Linked DNA regions of Homo sapiens: region 1 is linked to region 2. Evidence: chromatin loops called from intact Hi-C (ENCODE). Cell type or tissue: PC-9. All regions are shown on one strand. Each heading gives the region's core, and the rest is flanking DNA. Links, peaks and the distances in the headings are about the cores only.

Region 1 (9,155 bases), core at 1,969-5,968, 71 kb after region 2:
CCTTTATCAGGAATACAAGAAATAAATACAACTGCTACTATTGTTTTTGGCAATATGTCTTACAGTTACAAAATATCTTACAATATTATTGCTAATCTTTGGAACACCCGATTAGATAGTATTCCCAGTTAACAGATGATAAAACTGATACTCAGAAGAGTTTAGTAATTTATCTGATGTCACATGGAATGTAAATATGACCAGAGTGTTCCCAGGTCTGTCTGATCTAGATTTGGTCCTTAGTCTTGCAGCTAATTATTATTGCTTCCCTGGATAATGAAGTTTAAAGTTGTCTGAAAAAATGTCTTTGTCAAATCAAACTTCTGCCAAAGAATCACTCACATCAAACAAATTACATATAATCTCTAAGGTCAGTTTTAATTCTAAATATCTATGAATGAAATAAGTCCTTGATAAACTAGATATAACTTAGAAGTTGTGTTTGCTATAGACAGACAGAGGCTTTCAAAACTAAGACATGTCCACCAAAAAGTTAATGAGAATTCATTGTTACATGGTGTGAAGTCATGGGCTCAAACAGTAGAACTACATAGACATAGTTTTGGCCTTTTTATACATGGAGTTGACTTTTAAAAGTTACGCGAAAGATAGGAACATTGTGCAATAGGAATGGAAGCCTGGCTTGCAAAGCTGAATCTGGCTGTGCTGGTGTTTGCACAACACTTAGCCCTGGGGTCTTTGCATCTTCCCTTCCAGGACCTTTAAGCCTGTGCCATTTATTCATTCATCCATTCATTTACACATCATTTATGCGTTCAACTAAGTTTATTAAGCTACTTGTGTTTAAGTTACTCTAAAACTATGGAATTGCTCAGACTGTTGATTGTGGGTTAAATGCAGGATAGATTTCATTGAAATCATCTATGTCAGGGAATATCAATCTAATTATTTTATAGTAATCAACCTAATCGTTTTCCTAATAAAGCAACAAAATGGTTTACTTTCCTCACTGAAAATGTTTCACACTCAGATATATGTTTGATTCTTAAATCAGGGACACAAAAAATGAAAGCTGGAAGAAAAAACTAGCCTATTACATTATTTAGTAAAGTAATATTTTTTCAAGTGAAAATTCTACTGGGGTCACTAATATAATAAAATAAAATATTAAAACTGGTATATAGCCTTCTTGGGCAATCTAAATCTTCTTTATGGGCTAAAATATGGCATTGGTTATAGATCACTTAAAGTTCATCCAAGGACTCCTGGGGTTCACCTGAGGCTTTAGGAATCCACAGAGCACAAGATGAAAACCAATCTCTAATTCTACTCTTTCCACTTACTGATTTAAGTATCTACCCAAAACATCTGTTCTAACTTTTTTATTGCAATTTTCAAACAACAGTTATAAGTTAAAACTGAAAATTGAAATAACTTGTTCTTTTATTCACACTTTTTAAAAGTCTGTAAGGCAATTGAGAATTCAGAAGTCTACATGTTAACGAGAACAGTTTGGTAAATGTGGTGTCGTACAAGACTATGAAATTGGAAGGCAAAAATCCAGATTCAGGTTCTAGCTCTGCTGGTCACTCGATATCTGATTTCTGAAGACTCACATAACTTCCCTGATCTCTCTGTTGTTTGTATCGGAAAGTGAGGATAATAATTCACAATACACCCAGTTTCCAAGGTTGTCATGTATCTGCGAGTTAACCCTGTATTTCTGAGGATGTTTTAGAGCACCAGCACTGAGCCCCTTTAAATGTAGATAAGACGGTTTGTGCATTTAAAGCCATATATTAATAAATGTTAAATTTATATTATGTTCAGATATTTTTAATTTATGCAAGTATCATTTATTAGGGTATCATTTATGCCCCTTCCTGAATTAATTTCCATTCTTCTTCTTTCTCTCCTTCCCTATACCTCTTCTCCCAGGCAATGACTCTGATAATTTTAATATAAATTCATTTTCCAATTTTTAGAACATATTTCACTAAATTTAACATTCTGTCATTCAGTAGAAGACTCAGTTTGTGTAACACTAAAGAGAAAAACAATTAAACTATACACATAGAGGATAAGGGGCATCCCTACTTCAGAGTTTTTAAAAGGTGAAAGTAAATGTGCATCTTAAAATCAATGAAATGCAGAGGTTTCCCACACATATATGCATCCATTAAAAATATAGTATTTATGGCCAGCACGGTGGCTCACGCCTGTAATCCCAGCACTTTGGGAGGCTGAGGCAGGTGGATCACCTGAGGTCAGGAGTTAAAGATCAGCCTGGCCAACATGGTGAAACCCTATCTCTACTAAAAATACAAAATATTAGCCAGGCATGGTGGTGAGCACCTGTAAGCCCAGCTACTCAGGATACTGAGGCAGGGGAGAATCACTTGAATCTGGGAGGTGGGGGTTGCAGTGAGCCGAGATCATGCTGTTGTACCCCAGCCTGGGCAACAACAGTGAAACTCCATCTCAAAAAAATATATATATATATACACACACACAGACACACACACACACGTGTGTGTGTGTATATATGTGTATATATGTATATATGTGTGTATATATGTATATATATGTGTGTGTATATATGTATATATATGTGTGTGTATATATATGTATACATATAGTATTTTAAACTTAAGGTTACCATCTAAATACATTTTATGCCCAAAATTCTGAAGATTAATATTAAGTTTTCTTAGTTTGCAAAGCACTGCTCCAGTCAACTGATGGCCATCCCTAGGGGAGTGGTCTGGTAATACATACTTCTCTCCCTATAAGTCCATGCTGGGGCCAAGTTATACATGGTCATGTGTTTCCCTCCTTATCAATTATTTGTGGCAGCAATTTTTAGAACAAATGGTATCAAACTCAACATATATTCTGCAGTTAAATTTTTCACTGGCTATTTTTTTCTGAGATCTTTTTATCTTACTCCACATGAAGCTAATTTGGTCATTGTTATAGAGAGCCGTATGGTACTCCGCGGACTGTGAATATGCCATATTTGTTTATCAGTTCCCTTTCTGATGGCTATTTAGGCTGTTTTCCAAAGTTGTACTTTTATAATGCTGCAATACATTTATGTATCGTGCCCACTTATGTGAATTTCTCTAGGATATATGTCCAAAAGTAGAATGCTTAGATCTTAGGTACTGCCCAAATTGCTCTATACTAGGGACCTGCAAGCCCAGATACCAAATCCAGCCCACCACCTGTATTATACAACCTGTGAGCTAAAAATGGTTTCTATAATTTAGTGGTTATACAGGTACCCACAGAATATCCTCAGTATTGCCTCATGACCCTCAACGTCTAAAATGTTTACTGTCTGGACCTTTAAGAAAACACTGTGGACTCCTGCTCTATAGATAAATTGTGCTAATTTACCCTCCCAAGTGCAATAGTTGAGAATTCCTGTGTTCTTACACTCTCACTTAGACGTCACATTGTTTGACATGTGAGGTTTTGGCAATCTTATGAGTGAACACTGGTATCAATTGGGCTTGCATTTTTGCATTTCCATAATTATTAATAAGGGAGCACCTCTTACTATGTTTATTGACCATCTTTTTTGTGACTCAATTGTTTGCTTTACCTATTTTCCTAAAAACAAATTTGTCTTAACTCATTTATTGGATATTTGTTGGATATTAATCTCTTGACTATTACATGTGTTGCGAATATCCTCTCTTAGGCAGTATTTTGTCTTCCAGTTTGTCTGTGATGTCTTTTGACATTCTATATATTTTTATTTCATTTTTAGTTAACAAATAATAATTGTATATATAGTAGTCCTCCTTTGTCCCCAAGGGAAACTTTCCAAGATTCCCAGTAGATACCTGAAACCATGGATAGTACAGAACCCTATATATACTATGTGTTTTATTATACATACATAACTTTGATAAAGTTTAATTTGTAAATGAGGCATAGTAAGAAATCAACAACAATAATAACAAAATAGAACAGTTATGACAATATACTGTAATAAAAGTTATGTGAATACGCATTCTCTCTCTGTCTCCATCTCTCCTTTTCAAAATGTCTTAATATTTTCAGGCTGTGGCTGACCACAGGGAACTGAAACTACAGAAAGTGAGACAGTGGATAAGGGGGGGGCCTACTGTATTTATGGGGTACAACGTGATGTTTTGATACATGCATACATTGTGGAATGATCAAATTAGGTCAAAACTATCGGTTTTTCACTGATGGTCTGTATTTATTTTGACCTCATGCTTAAGGAATTCTTTCCCACCTGAGGTAATACAAATATTCTCCTATATCTTCTTCTAATTGTTTACAATTTTTGCTTTTCACCTTTAAGTCTTTAGCTCATCTCTACTTACTAGTTAGATATAGCATAAGCTAGATGAAATATACTGTTTAAATAAAACTCAAATCAATTTTTCTCAGATTTATATGAGAAACTGCAAGGTTTAGAATATTTATTTGATTTATCTGATTATGAAGTCTAACACAAAAAAGGTAAACTGTTCAAACTTTTAAATTTCTAAATTATTTTTTAAATGATATATAATTTAATAAAAGGAAACACTATATAACTAAATTAAAACAAAGATTATCACTTCTATACTACCCAAAAAAAGTCTAATACTGAAGTCACTTCCCCAGTTCACAAAAAATTTTGCTTAAAACATGGTCAGCAGTTGTTTCTCTTTTCCTTTGTACCCTTAGACTAACAGTTACTGTAATGGGCTTTATGAAGTGAGTTCAATTTGATTTGATACAGTTTTACTGAACCTCTACTACCACGTGCAGGTACTAACCTACGTCCTGGCCAAAGTGGGAAAGAGCTTAATTCATGTCCTCTTAGGGGCTACAAATAATTGGAAATTAGCAATAACGAACACAGACAGGCTAACCAACAAACAAATAAAACCAGTGGTTCCAAGGCCTAAAGATGCAAATGGTAAGAGAGGCATGTGTACATTGCTACTTGCTATGTGATCAATAAACATCTGCTTCCCAGTTGTTCCCAATCTGCCTTATGAGAAATATCAAAAGTAGTGGCAGTGAAACAGCTGGAGATAGTCTGTGGGCTAACATATAAACACATGCGTGAGGGTGACAGGTCTGTGTTACACACACATTGCATGCCCCTAAAAACTAAACTTCACAAGTTAAAATATTCCATAAGCCTGTCTTCAGAGCTGAACTTACCTTAAAATGAGCATTTTTGTTTAATTGTATGTTTCCTTTTACAAAATGCTACAACGCATTTTAACCCAAATGGGTGAGAAGGGAAAAAAAAAGTAGTCTGTGTAAACATACAAGCTCTGATGTGTCTTTTGTTCACACCGAACAGTGGTGCCATACAACTTGATGAGTTCCTGATTTAGTCTTCCCAGGGACAGGCATGTGCCAAGCAGCGAAAAATAAAATGTGTGGTTGCAGCTTGTTCTGGAATAAAGAACAGCAGGCTATTTCATCACCCCTGGGGGCACCAATTTTCAGCCCACAATGAAAATCAAGCTGAAGTATATAGCAAATGCATATTCATAACCTCCATGTATTGTCCCTTTCAAACATCTCTCTCTTCCGCCAGGTATGTATTCTGTATTTCTGTCCTGACTGATTGCAGTTTATTGAATGCTTGTTAAATTCATCTTTTTCCCCATCTTTGCCAATGATTTGGGGATAGGGACTATGGAAGACCTAACAAGTTGAAAGACTCCATTTTTCCTGCAATGTTTTTCTGTCTATTACTGTTTCAAAGGAAAGCCCTGTGATGTGAATACTGAAAAGAAAGAAAATGTAATTAAGCGTTCATTGTGGGTAGTCTTTTTGTTACCTTTGAAGTGCTGAAATTAACACAGCAATCTCTTGATTTTGCCTCGGTAGTGGCAGCTTGCTGAGAATAGTCATATTTTGCTGACACAAATGGGCATTCCAAAGTGTAAATTAAATAACTTGATTGTATAGAATTCATTTAAAAGTGCATCTGTGTTGAACGTATCCCATTTTACACTGCGCTGATTACATTTGACTTTTTGTTGACCCATATAAAAAGTGAAATTGTTTCATACCACAGGCGGCAAGACAGCTTAGGATAGGGTGATTATAAATGGTAAACAGGAAAAGAAAAACACAAGAGTGTGGGACATTGATTCCTGCTGTGTTTCTAGTGTATATTTCAAAATAATTTAAAGATAAGAAATTATTAATAAAGTTCACAGCAAAGAAGAAAATAAGATTAAAGGTGAAATTTCAGCTAAAGGGACATCTTTAAGCTATATAAAAGGAAAAAAATCATAAAATTAAACTTTATAAAAAGAAAGAAAACTGAAAAGGGAAAGCTATATAGGGTAAGGTCATGGCTATCTGCAGAGTCAGAGAGAATGTAAAATAGGATATGTTGCTGCAGGGAGAGAAATTTTCAACCAGAAAATCCATTGTGAATGACAAGGCTGCCCTCTTGCAAAAATAAATCATACTTTTCAGCTGTTTGAATCATGCTAATCCAAAAGTCTTATTCCGAGGGAATGAGAACTACATTATGTTGGACAAAATGATCTGCATCACAACAAAATTGGAAGAAATAATTATACTTGCAAATGCAACTATTTCAGTAATTTATTGAATTTGACTGAAATTTATTGTAGTTAAATAGAAAAAAAATAAATATATCTGTGGTCACATGTATAAAACTTAAACAGAGCAAATAACTACCACAGCATTAACTGAGGTGAATCTGGGCTGTTTCAGAGGAGAAAAAGGAAGAGGAGGTATTAGAGAAAGAGGAGCGTCATAAAGAATATTAGAGAAATCAAACGCCTGTGAGACCCTGGTCCAGGTACCAGTTTGAACCTGGAAAATTACGCTTTTGAAATCCACTAAGCTGAAAGGTCAAAATCCTATTATATCATTCATAAATATTCTGAGAGAGACTTCCCAGACTTCAGCAGGCCTGATAATGTGGCATTTTCCACACTGAATGCATTGTCAATGCTAAACATACCTTAGCAATGGGCATTATAATCTGAGGGAAATAAAGAATTAGATATCTGAAATACATTGTTATTCTCCACTTTTTCATTGACATCACTGATTCATAATGTATCAATATCGGTCATAAAATTAAAAAGTGGATACATACATCAGCTGTATATTACACAGTAGGACAAATGCTGTGTTGCATATTAATATGATCAAACGCTATAGACCTGTTAAAAGTGCCAAATAGTAAATGCATGAAAAAATAGATATTTGGCTTTCTTTTTTACAGCATTGTACAAACTAAACACCACTGTGTTGAAAGCATACATGTACTTAGCAGGGTTCAAGAGGAGATGAAAGGTGGTGTCATTAGCCTTTTTCCCCTGAAATTATATCATTAAAAAAAAATAGGGACATAGTATATCCTGCTGCAGTATAAATTGAAATATCGGGCCAGGCGTGGTGGCTCCCCCTATAATCCCAGCACTTTGGGAGGCCGAGGCGGGTGGATCACCTGAGGTCGGGAATTCCAGACCAGCCTGATCAACATGGTAAAACCCTGTGTCTACTAAACACACAAAAATTAGCCTGGTGTGGTGGCAGGCACCTAAAATCCCAGCTACTTCGGAGGCTGAAGCAGGAGAACCACTTGAACCCGGGAGGTAGAGGTTGCAGTGAGCTGAGATCGCACCACTGCACTCCAGCCTGGGGGACAGAGAGAGACTCTGCCTCAATCAATCAATCAATCACTCAATAGAAATATCACATAAATCTAAATATTAAGAAATAAATAATGCAAAGCAAATTAGTTGCATAATTTAGAACAGTCAAAACACAAAGGTAAAAGTGTTTTATACATATGATGACACTCCTGTGATTTAATGTGGCAAGTCCCTGTAAAATTCCTTTATTACATCAATACCGTTTTAATATGAACCTGTAAATCACATTTAGTGGCTATAGAAAAACCTTTTGGCACAGCAACATGTGGTAGTGTAGGTAAACATTAGCTGAAGGTAATATGCAGACATCGCTGTAATGGGTTCTGATTACTAATGAGCATTACCTCAGCTTTCTGTAAAAACAGAATAAATGAGAACACTCAGAGAACTGAAAAATGGTTCTTCCTTTCAGAATGAGGGCTTGTCACCCACTCCCATGACTTTCCATACCATGTGTTGGCAAGTGTCTGACACCCAGGTCGACCTGCTCTTTCAGTCCAAATCCACATTGCACTGGGTTTGTAGGAAAATACTGTATCATTGATAACATAAATTAAATATGATGGACACCAAGCTGCCATTCTTCCTTCACTTCTACCCTTTATCGCAGTGCTTATTGTCACCTTATTAGAGTCTGTGAGAAAAGAACCGCAAAGTCATTCTCACCTCCTGGCAATCAGCTACAGACTCACCCTGCACCTCCTGAATCTTCTGTTTCCATTGCAAAGACACAGCCAAAGCCTTGGGTCAGACTTCAGTCATCTCTCACCCGGAGTGCCAGTTGCCACCTTATCACAGTGCCCTACATGCCAGGGACAGTTTGATGAGGATCAATCTGAAAGTCCACATTCAAATAGGGCTTCAGCGGAAACCCAAGCCCCCTACCACACACATACATCTTGAACCAGTTTCTGTTTTGTAAGTTTGTGCTTTTGTCATGCCACTGTCAAATTAATTGAAAAATGATGCCTAAACAAAGATATTTGCTGAATAAAATTAGGTTTATGCTACTTTCAAGCAAACTTCAAACTTTATTATATTATTTTTAAATTTGTTGCCTCCCCAAGAGTTTGTTCTAATTCTTTAAGTTTGGGCCTTCCTGTTGTGAAGTCACGCAGCGTTTTCCCAGAGAAGCCAAAGCTCTTCCTTTAGGAGTCTTGCCTTCTCCTATCCACAGCAAATATCAAATGCATCTGCCTTGAGGAGTCAGTGCAGCTGGCATGCCGTGGCTCTCTCTGTCCTGCTCTGAGGGTGGCTTTTCTCTGTTTATCCCAAGGAAAAAGTATATACCAGTTTCTTGTTTAACCAATGTAAGAAAACATTACATATCTTTTTTTTTTTTTTTTTTTTTTTTGAGATGGAGTCTCGCTCTGTTGCCCAGGCTGGAGTGCAGTGGCACGATCTCGGCTCACTGCAAGCTCCGCCTCCCGGGTTCACGCCATTCTCCTGCCTCAGCCTCCGGAGTAACTGGGACTACAGGCACCCGCCACCACGCCC
Region 2 (11,440 bases), core at 3,432-7,431:
TAATTTTTATTAGAAAATAAAAAATTGAAAAGTATAAATTTGGACTTTCCTGTAGATACAAGGATGAATCTAAATGTAATGTCATCAGCCTTTTTACATTAAAGAAACTGATAGCCAGTTTCAAGCACTGGCTGAAGTGAATTGAGTTGAAGTGGGCCATGCCACTAGCTCTAACTTTAAAGCTGGAGTTACTGATTTTAATATTTAAATGTAGGTACTGCACATATTTATCACCTTAATTCTTATTTAATATTTGAAAGTTACTGCTTTGGAGAAAGTCAGCTAAGCAATGGTGATTATAGTGTATCAAAATCCATTGTAAGTGATTATTTTAATAACTCTGAACCAACAGGGACATGTAGACATTCAGACAAAAAACAACCTAATTATAATGACAGCACCAAAGTGAAGCTGTGACAGTTACAAAACCAATTTAAAAGTTTCCTGACAGCCATGGCTAAAAGCTTTGTTTGGATCTTTCAGTAATAACAGTTTACTTAAGACATAAATCCACAGCTAAGGAAAATAGAAAAAGAAAGTTGTGGCTTTTCTGCCATGCAGATGAAATGGAAATCAGCAGAAATATTTCTAATAGAACATTATGCTGAAAGGAGTATAGAAAAGGAATAATAGTAATGGAATTTAACTCTCACAATGCAAGAAAGACTAAATAACAATAAAAATTTTAATGAGCATAGAAATGTGCCAGATGATTTGCCTATCTGTGTTATGAAGGTCAGTCATTTCTGCAAGTAAATTGATGTGCATATAAACATGTTGATTGGCAGCTCTGGAATTTGATTTTTGTATTACCTGTAAAATAAAGTCAAAGGGAAACGGATATGCATCAATAGCCACGGTGACAGGAAGCCTTAATAAAAGTCTACTTTCCCGATGTCACTGGCATGTCTCAAATTATTAGATCCTTATCAATGTTACTTACCTCACTAGACTATGGGCTGAGTCTGATATGCAACATAATTAATTCTTCAACCTCGGGTAATTAATTTCTCATTCCCGAACAGAAAAATGCTTGATTCACAAAATTGCATTCCTTTTTTCTGTAAACCTTTGTAGAATATTTGTAAGTGTAATCACTGTTCTAAGCCCTTTACATATATTGACTCATTTAAAATTAATAACAAGTCTTTGGAGTAGGTACTATTTTCTCCACTTTATCAATGAGAAAACAGAGGTTTAAGTAACTCCCCTGGGGCCACAGTGCCAGTAAGTGGTGGAGTTACGGCTCCAGGCAGTTTGGCCCAGAGCACCTGATGTAGGATAAGGAAGACCCCATGAAACACATACATAGAGTCATGGAGACATTGGCAGTGCTCAGAAGAGGCAGTTCTTGTTCTCTTACCCCATTTTAGTAATAACAGTTTGCTTAAGACATAAATCCACAGCTAAGGAAAATAGCTCTTTGAGCTGCAAGGACTAAAGGATTCTCAGGTCAGACCAGACAGTAAGGGCATGTGTTAATAAATACCCAGAAGAAATGAAACCTCAGAAAGAGGATGTGTGGTGGCGCTAGTCCCTGGGCAGATGTGGCTCAGTGGTGTGTTGTTTGTGCTCAGTTCCTTTCCATAGGTCTGCTTCTCTCTCCTCTTTCTGCTGCCCAGGGCCTTCAGCCTCCACTCTCTCCATTTAAGTATTCTCTACCCCACAGTGGGCAGCGGGCCCCAGAATGGACTTTAAATAGACTAGGGTAAAATGACTTAGTCTCTCTGAACTGTGTGAAATGTGAGTAATATATCTCACCATATAGAGCTATGGTGGATATTAAAGTAGATAAAACAAATAACATTTGAATAATGTGGATTATGACCAAGTCGGATTTATCCCTGGGATACAAGGATGATTCAACATATGCAAATAAATGAATGTGATACATCCTATCAACAGAATGAAGGATAAAAGCTATATGATCATTTCAATTCATGCTAAAAAAGCATTTGGCAAAATTCAACATCTCTTCATGGTAAAACCCCTCAGCAAAACTGGGGATAGAAGGAACATACATCAACATAATAAAAGCTATATATGACAGACCCACAGCTAGTATCATACTGAATGGGGAAAATCTGAAAAGCCTTTCCTCTAATACCTGCAACATGACAAGGATGCCCACTATCACCTCTGTTATTCAACATAGTACTGGAAGTCCCAGCTAGAAAAATAGGACAAGAGAAAGATTAAAGGGCATCCAAATTGGAACGGAAGAAGTCAAATTATCCTTGTTTGCAGATGATATGATCTTATATTTGGAAAAACCTAAAGACTCCACAAGGAAACTATAAGAACTGATGAACAAACCTAGTAATGTTGCAGGATACAAAATCAACATACAAAAATTAGTAGCATTTCTATAAGCCAACAGCAAACAGTGTGAAAAAGAAATCAAGAAAGTAATCCCATTTACGGTAGCTACAAATAAAATAAAATTCCTTGCAATTAACCAAAAAATTGAAGGATCTCCATAATGAACACTATCAAACAGTGATGAAAGAAATCGAAGAGGACACCAAAAATGGAAAAATATTCCATATTCATGGATTGGAAGAATCAATATTGTTAAAATGTTCATACTACCCAAAGCAGTCTACAGATGCAATTGAATCCTTATCAAAATACCAATGATATTCTTCACAGAAATAGAAAAAAATTCTAAAATTATATGAAACCACAGAAGAGCCAAATCTATCCTAAACAAATTGAACAAAGCTGGGGGAATCACATTACCTGACTTCAATTTATAATTCAAAGCTACAGTAATCAAAACGCCGTGGTACTGCCATAAAAACAGACACATAGACCAACGAAACAGAATAGAGAACCCAGAAGGAAATCCACACACCTACAGTGAACTCATTTTTAACAAAGGTGCCAAGAACATACACTGGGGAAAAGAGAGTTCCTTCAATAAATGGTCCTGGACATCCATATGCAGAAGAATGAAACTAACCCCTATCTCTGTAAGGTACAAAAATCACATCAAAATGGATTAAAGACTTAAAGCTATGACCTCAAACTATGAAATTACTACAAGAAAACACTGGGGAAAATCTCCAGGACATTGGACTGGGCAAAGATTTTATGAGCAATACCCCCATAAGCACCGGCAACCAAAGCAAAAATGGACAAATGGGATTACATCAAGTTACAAAGCTTCTGCACAGCAAAAGATACAATTAACAAAGTGAAGAGACAACACACAGAATTAGAGAAAATATTTGCAAACTACCCCTCTGACAAAGGATTAATAACCAGAATATATAAGGACCTGAAACAACTCTATAGGAAAAATCTAATAATCTGATCAAAAAATGGGCAAAAGATTTGAATAGACATTTCTCAAAAGAAGACATACAAATGACACAAACAGGCATATGAAAAGGTGTTCAACATCATTGATCATCAGAGAAATGCAAATGAAAACTACAATGAGACATCATATCACCCCAGTTAAAATGGTTTATATTCAAAAGTCAGGCAATAATAAATGCTGGTGAGGATGCGAAGAAAAGGGAACCCTTCTACACTGTTGGTGGGAAGGTAAATTAGTACAATCACTATGGAGAACAGTTTGAACATTCCTCAAAAAACTAAAAATTGAGCTGCTGTAATTTAGCAATCCCACTGCTGGGCATATACCCAAAAGAAAGGAAATAAGTATATCTAAGAGAAATCTTCACTCCCATGTTTGCTGCAGCACTGTTTGCAATAAGATTTGGAAGCAACCTAAGTGTCCATCAACAGACGAATAGATAAAGAAAATACAGTACATATGCGTAATGGAGCACTATTCAACCATAGTAAAGAACAAGATCCAGTCATTTGTAACAACATGGATGGAACTGGAGATCATTATGTTAAGCGAAATAAGCCAGGCACAGAAAGACAAACATCACATGTTCTCACTTATTTGTGGGATCACAAAATCAAGATAATCAAACTCATGGACATAGAGAGTAGAGATTGGTTGCCAGAGGCTGAGATGGGTACTGGGGGGACGGGGGGAGGCAGGGATGGTTAATGGGAACAAAAAAAATAGAAAGAATAGATAAGACCTACTATTTGCTAGCATAATACAGTGACTGCAGTCAATAATAATAACTGTACATTTTAAAATAACTTAAAGAGTGTAACATAATCATTTGTAACTCAAAGGATACCCCATTCTCCATGATATGCTTATTCCCCATTGCATGCCTGTATCAAAACATCTTGTGTACTCCATAAATATATATGTGTATATATATATATTTATGTGTGTGTGTATATATATATATATATATACACTTACTATGTACCCACAAATATTTTTAATGTGAATAATATGGCCTGGAACATAGTAACCGTTTAATACATGATAACCTTTATAATAATACTCATTATGGCCAGGCATGGTGGCTCATGCCTGTAATCCCAACACTTTGGGAGGCCGAGGCGGGCGGATCATGAGGTCAGAAGATCGAGACCATCCTGGCTAACGTGGTGAAACCCTGTCTCTACTAAAAATACAAAAAAATTAGCCAGACGTGGTGGCGGGCGCCTGTAGTCCCAGCTACTCGGGAGGCTGAAGCCGGAGAATGACGTGAATCCAGGAAGCAGAGCTTGCAGTGAGCCAAGATCACGCCACTGCACTCTAGCCTGGGCGAGAGAGCGAGACTCTTTCTCAAAATAATAATAATAATAATAAATAATACTCATTATTTTTTAATGTTTAATTATCTTTATCTTAATGTAGGCAGTAGACTTGGACCAGACTTGGGTTCCAGTATTGAGTCCATCTTCAATCCCTGTTTGACAGTGGGAAAGTTACTTAACCTCTTTGAGCCTCAGTTTCCTTATTAGAATAGGTTCCTAGGGCTGTTATGAGTTAATTTATGTAAAGCACCTAGAAAAACTCCAGGTAGAGAGCAAGTATGATGTACATGTCACTTACTAGAAGTTGTAGTAAAATTTTCAACAAATATTTATGGAAGTAATAAGTAAAAAATAAATCTCAGGTTTCTCTTACTTTTCCAGTTGTATAATAATCATCTCTAAAATATTTTCATCTGCAGTATTCTCCCTAAACACAGAATAAAGAAATACTTGTTTTGTGTTACTAGCTTTTTAAAAGCCATTTATCCATACAGTCAGAATTAAGGATAAATACTACCCAACCAACCAATTAAAAATTAAGATGCAAGCCATACACAAATGATATATGTTTTCCATTTTTAGTCAAAAGTCTCTGAAACCATCTTCCTAGTCACTGTTTAGCTGCCTGAAAGAAAGGTTCCCTTGCCTGCCCAGTTCAGCAGTGTGGGACATGGATGGCTTTATCTTGGAAGCCCTGTTTTGCATAGCAGCACATCACAAAGGTGCTGTCAGCCAAGGACTAAGTCAATTACACTTAATCATGAGGTTTATTTCTTTGTTAAGAGTCTGTCTGTTTCGCCCCCTCAGAAAATGATGCGGTCATCCGTTTTCCACATGTTCATCCTGAGCATGGTGACCGTGGACGTGATCGTGGCGGCTAGCAACTACTACAAAGGAGAAAACTTCAGGAGGCAGTACGACGAGTTCTACCTGGCGGAGGTAAGCAGCTCTCCACCGTGCAGATCGCTGGGCAAGGAGCAGGTGAACCGCGGACAGTGCCTCTTAGAGATGCAAAAGTGAAGTGTAGCCTGTTCATTACTTGACTTTCACCAAAGCTGAATCATTGTCTGCTTCTTAAGTGGTTCCTCTGGTCACAGTGTGGCCTGATTCATTTCCTGTCACCGCGGGCCTGAGTCATCTTCCTCACAGTATGTCACGTTGCCAGGGTAACCCTTTTCCCCTGGGTCTTACTCTAGAATCTTGCTGTTTTCCTATCCACCTCTTATTATCTCTCCCTTTCTCAGCGTACATTAGTTTGTTTCCTACTAAGTACAAGCAGGCACAGATTCAGAAGATCATAAATAAGCTGGTCAGCTCAGCAATACGTAGAAGAGGGCTGGAAGGACATATAGAGAGATGGTAATGATAAATTACTCCTCTAGAAACGGGTGTTACAACCTACATTAAAGACACCAATTAAAGGTAGGTTTCATGATTAAATAAGCATCTCCCTAGCACTCTACATATCATATTACAGTTTTGGAATAGTACTTCCTATTGATAAGGTAATTTTGTTAATACCTGATTCTTAAAATATTTTAATTTTTATTTCTTTCAATAAGCATTTTGCATTTATATTAAAGCATTTTAATAATTTTCCAAGATCTTTGTTTTTTTAATGTAAAAACTTACCTAAAATATATCTCAGAATTCAATGGTTACATATTTACAAAAAAATTGATTGACAACGTAGAAACCCATTCATTGTGTGAGTGAGGTATACATACACAGTTGTACAACGCTTCAATAAATCCAACCTATGAAAAAGTAAACTGAAAAGACAGAAAAAAGTCACAATTTTATTATTTTTACCAAAGCATTTTTCACATAAAAAAAATCAATTTGCCATATAATTAAGTGTTATTACATTCCTAGAATTCTCTCAGTACATTTAAAAATTGATTTGGTTAATAAAAATTTAGTCTACCCACGCACAAGCTTTTCTGAAAAAGAATTGATTGCATGTACCTAACGAGCATAGACATCTACGTGGATATCAAGAAACTTTTAAGTAGTCGCTTCTGAATTCTCCTCTTCATGGAAGTATGTCTCCTGAAACAAAATACCGTTAATACAAAACTTTTACTGGGCTACAGTCTCTGTGATGCAACATTTGCCCAATGGCCACCTGGTATATGGAGCTTACAATCTAGCAAAAAAAAAAAAAAAAAACAATAAACAATAAGAGTTTTGTGCTATGGAGAACTAATGACAGGGGCTGATGAAGAAATTATATCCAGCCCAGCCTCTGAAAAATAGGTATAATTTTGCTGAAAATCCAGCACACGATGAATGGATTGTCAATAAAAGCAGAGAGAAGGTCGGGTATGGTGGCTTACGCCCGTAATCCCAGAACTTTGGGAGGCCAAGGCGGGTGGATCACGAGGTCAGGAGTTCGAGACAAGCCTGGCCAACATGGTGAAACCCCATCTATACTAAAAATACAAAAAATTAGCTGGGTGTAGTGTCGGGCACCTGTAATCCCAGCTACTCTGGAGGCTGAGGCAGGAGAATCACTTGAACCTGGGAGGCGGAGGTTGCAGTGAGCCAAGAGCGCACCACTGAATTCCAGCCAGGGTGACAGAGTGAGACTCCATCTCAAAAAAAAAAAAAAAAGCAGAAAGAAGCCTAGACTGATACTAATATTTGCAGGTAAATTTCTAACACAGGGAAAGAACAATGAAGGAAGCCTCATCAAGTTATTTCTGTTTTTCCCAGGAAGTAGGAAGCAAGGTCTGCATCCAGCCAGATGATGAGACAGTGAAGTGGGAAGTTGGCAAAGAAAGGGGAGAGGGAAGAGGTGCCTGGGGTTAGGCAAAAAATTAACAATACAGCAAATGCAACATTAAAGATCCATTTAGGACTATGGATTTACAGTGATACCAATTCAGATAGCTCTGCGACTTTTTAGCCCTGTATAAGAAGAGGGAAAAGCAACATTTAAATCAATCCACCTTTAGGGATTTTTTTCAGGTTAGGGGAACTGAGAAACAAGGGGAAAAGATGGATTGCTGGCAAAGGAGTTGAAATGATGACCCTGTGGTTTCTGTTGGATGTGGAAATGGGAGGAGAATGGAGGAGTGAAGGTGAAGGATCAATGGTCTCTATATGGTTAAAGGACGGGTACCACCAAAGTGATGGAATAATAGAACCAGAAGAGGTTATGATCAGAGAGTGGAGTCCAGGATTTTACAATTCCAGGGTAATTCTAAGTAATGAAATATAAAATCTAGGGTGTCACGTGAATGTGGGTGGCTTAAACATATTGATGGAGTCAAGGCAGAAATGGAAACGACTGTTGAAGCTAAGGCGCTGGCTGAGTCTTCACATGGACATTGAAGTCACTCAGAGTGAGGCCAGTTCTTGGAGAGAAGAGTGGAGTCAGGGAGCAAAGTCACGGGGAATGAGCGAGTGACTGATGAACAGATTGACAGAAGGACAGAAGACAGCTACAGGGAGAGTGGGTGACAGCATGGTTTAACCTCATGGAATACGTTGCAAAGGAGTATCAAGGAGTAATGGATGGGCACCTCTTCCTCGTCTACATGTTCTACTAGAAAGGGCTGGAAAGGGCTGCAGGGGTAACTCATGTATTTGAGAGAGAATCAGTTGAGGCACAGACAGAAAGTAGATTCTGGGAACAGAGATTGATAATGTAGAGGACATTATTTAACGTAGGAGAGACTCAAAGATTAGTTCAAGGCTCTGAGGAGGGAGAAGTGGGAAGATCGATGAGACAGAAGAATGATACAAGAGTAATAGCATCAGTAGGTAAAGATTTGCTGGCAAAAATGCCAGGAAACAAAAGCAGAAATGACCACAAGAGATTACAGTTATGCTTATCTCTCTGGGAGGAGGAATCTGCATCTGCTCCTGAGGGAATCTTGACATTAGAGATTACAGTAACATTGCTTTTGTGATCTAGCACAGGGTGGGCAGGTGGTCACACTAAATCAGTCCTGGAGCATAAGTGAATAGGCCCTCCACACTGGCAACAGCAGGGAAGGGAATTCTTTAGTAAATTTTACCTAACTTTTTCATGTACAGAATTGATCCTTTCCTAATGTGTTTATGTATGGTAGATGATTTATCCTCATACCTTAAGAAATTCCAACAAAATGTCAAATAATTGAATGTTGTAGAGTTGACTGGTTACTATTTAAGTGTATTGTAGAGTCCAGGGGTAGTTGGTAAATCCTTGTCTTTTTTCTTTTTTATATAATATTAAAAATAAAAACAACCTCAACAACAGACAGACAGGATTGGATGGTGGAATTCAGTATATATTATGTGTCCAATAATTGTTGTCCCCTGACAATAATAATAAGAAAGGGTGTGGGAGGAAACTTTGAGAGGTGGTGGATATGTCAATGGCATTGATGGTAATGGTTTCACAGGGGTACACTTATTCCCAAGTTCATCACATTGGTACATTACATGAATGCAGCTTTTAACATGTCATTCATTCTTTTTTTTTTTTTTTTTTTTTTTGAGACAGAGTCTCGCTCTGTCGCCCAGGCTGGAGTGCAGTGGCGGGATCTCGGCTCACTGCAAGCTCCGCCTCCCGGGTTCACGCCATTCTCCTGCCTCAGCCTCCCAAGTAGCTGGGACTACAGGCGCCCGCCACTACGCCCGGCTAATTTTTTGTATTTTTAGTAGAGACGGGGTTTCACCGTTTTAGCCGGGATGGTCTCGATCTCCTGACCTCGTGATCCGCCCGCCTCGGCCTCCCAAAGTGCTGGGATTACAGGCGTGAGCCACCGCGCCCGGCCACATGTCATTCATTCTTAACAAAGCGGCAAATCAGTTAACCAGCTAAAAACTAACTTGAAATCCTGGAAAAATAAATAAATAAATAAACTAGGTAGTGGTGATTTTGTTGACTTAAACAACCAGATAGACCCCATCAGTGTACTCTTGAACTACTTAAGCATTCTGAATTTGTTCCACTCTAGGTTTTGGGGTTTTTTTGTTGTTGTTTTTGTCTCCTTTTTTTTTTTTTTTTTTTTTTGAGACAGTCCCACTCTGTTGCTCAGGCTAGAGTGCAGTGGCACCATCTCGGCTCCCTGCAACCTCTGCCTCCCAAGTTCCAGTGGTTCTCTTGCCTTAGCATCCCAAGAAGCTGGGATAACAGGCACACCCAGCTAATTTTTGTATTTCTAGTAGAGATGGGGTTTCGCCATGTTAGCCAGGCTGGTCTCAAACTCCTGGGCTCGAGCGATCCATCCATCTTGACCTCCCAGAGTGCTGGAATTACAGGCGTGAGCCATCACTCCTGGCCGTTCCACTCTGTTTTTGATTTTGTGTGTTTGACTTTCCCCAAGTATGTTTCGTTTTTATTCAGATTACATTGCCATTTCTCTTTGTATCAGAAACTTATACATGAGACAAAGTGATTTGTTTCAAATGAATGTGAAAAAGTCACTTTAATTAAACTTACTTTTTCATAATATATTCTATTTTTATAAAGTTTATAAAGATGTCTTGAGTTTAGGCCAGGGTTTGGCAAACTCTTTCTTGCAGACCCAGATAGTAAACATTTTGCCTTTTGTAGACCACCCTCTCTCTGTCTCAACTACTCAACTCTGAAATTGTACAAAAGTGAGTGTGTCTCAGAATGGTTGTTTTCCAATAAAACTTTATTTACAAAAATGGATCTTGGTTTAAGCTATAGAAACAGAGAGCAATGTCAAATAATTGAATATTGGATTATATTCAATTATTTAAAATACAAATAAATAATAACATTTTGTGTTAAAGTCAAATATTTTAATACTGACAACAATAAAGCTATGATTTTTGGGGGGCCCATTATGTTCTAAGTGCTTTAAAAGAATTCATTGTCTCATTTAATTCTCAAAATAGTTATAATAACAGCAATTCAAGTTTATAGACTATAATGATGCAGTATGTAAGGCAATAGCATTATGTAATATTTTGAAAAGTTTATTTTAAAAATGGATCACAACAGGTCATGAGCTTTTAAAGAAGTTATTTTTTAAGTTCCCACATATTCCAGAATAAATTATTTAGAAAATCTAAAATAAAGCACTTTACCCATTAAGAGCCAACTCACAGTCTAAAAATCACCCTTTAAGAATAAATTAAGATACTTAGCTTCTGTTGTGAAGCTGGGGACTTGTTTTGTTACTTTGGATTAATTAACCTACATTTAGAATTAGTTAAGAAACAGGAAACAGTTTACCTCTTTTGTAGCCTATGCATAAACAGAAAAAGGTAAAGTTTATTTTCCTCTGTAAGAATTTTAACTTTTCATTGTGATCTAAGAGAATATATTATTATTGCACATTAAATCATATGTTATAATGAACATGATTACATTTTAAAATATATATTATTTTCTTAAGAAATAAAATATAAGCAATATTTTTCTTATTATTATATGAATGTATTTGTATCCATTAGACTGTACATTTAACAAAATTTATCAGCACAGCACAGGAGATTAAAAGCTTTATCTTCTTTTATCTCAATTCTTCTTTTGAGAAACTCACAAACAGATGGGAGAGATACAACAAGGAAGGCAACGGACCTACAGAGAGGCCCAAAGTTAGCTCTGTGTCACCCCCTAGCATTATCCCCAGCTATGTTCTCTGATTTCCTCTAGACCTATCTGAATGGGGAGCTCAATCCTCTTCCACCTCCTGGTGTTAAGTATTAATGAGGACAGTCATGTTTTCCAATGAAGCCAGAGGGGAGAAAGAAGTCCTAGGACTCTGTGCTACATACCCCACAGTAAATTAACTAGAACTCCTCTTACCCTCAACTC

What was found. Hi-C counts contacts between places; a loop is a spot of excess contacts. Peaks named below come from ENCODE experiments on the same cell type or tissue, not always from the same donor. Only the 100,000 strongest peaks of a DNase experiment are listed, where the experiment ranks them.
Region 1: it touches region 2 in a loop (11-fold over the local background); 1 of 110 quality-filtered maps calls a loop at or near these places.

Annotation. Positions count from the first base shown.
Region 1 is chr13:101,181,991-101,191,145 of GRCh38, reverse strand. The region is part of intron 14 of NALCN (sodium leak channel, non-selective); the gene reads left to right. Among named protein-coding and RNA genes, the nearest start is that of NALCN, 230 kb to the left of the region's middle. In PC-9, for the core only: no CTCF peak of the experiment used is centred there; no DNase peak of the experiment used is centred there.
Region 2 is chr13:101,252,592-101,264,031 of GRCh38, reverse strand. NALCN (sodium leak channel, non-selective) reads left to right here. Exons shown (of 44, transcript NM_052867.4): 11 at 5,458-5,589. Among named protein-coding and RNA genes, the nearest start is that of NALCN, 160 kb to the left of the region's middle. RefSeq lists enhancers at 5,877-5,936, 5,267-6,466. In PC-9, for the core only: a CTCF peak has its summit at 5,567; a DNase peak (open chromatin) is centred at 5,711; H3K4me3 peaks cover 1,357 bases; H3K27ac peaks cover 2,278 bases.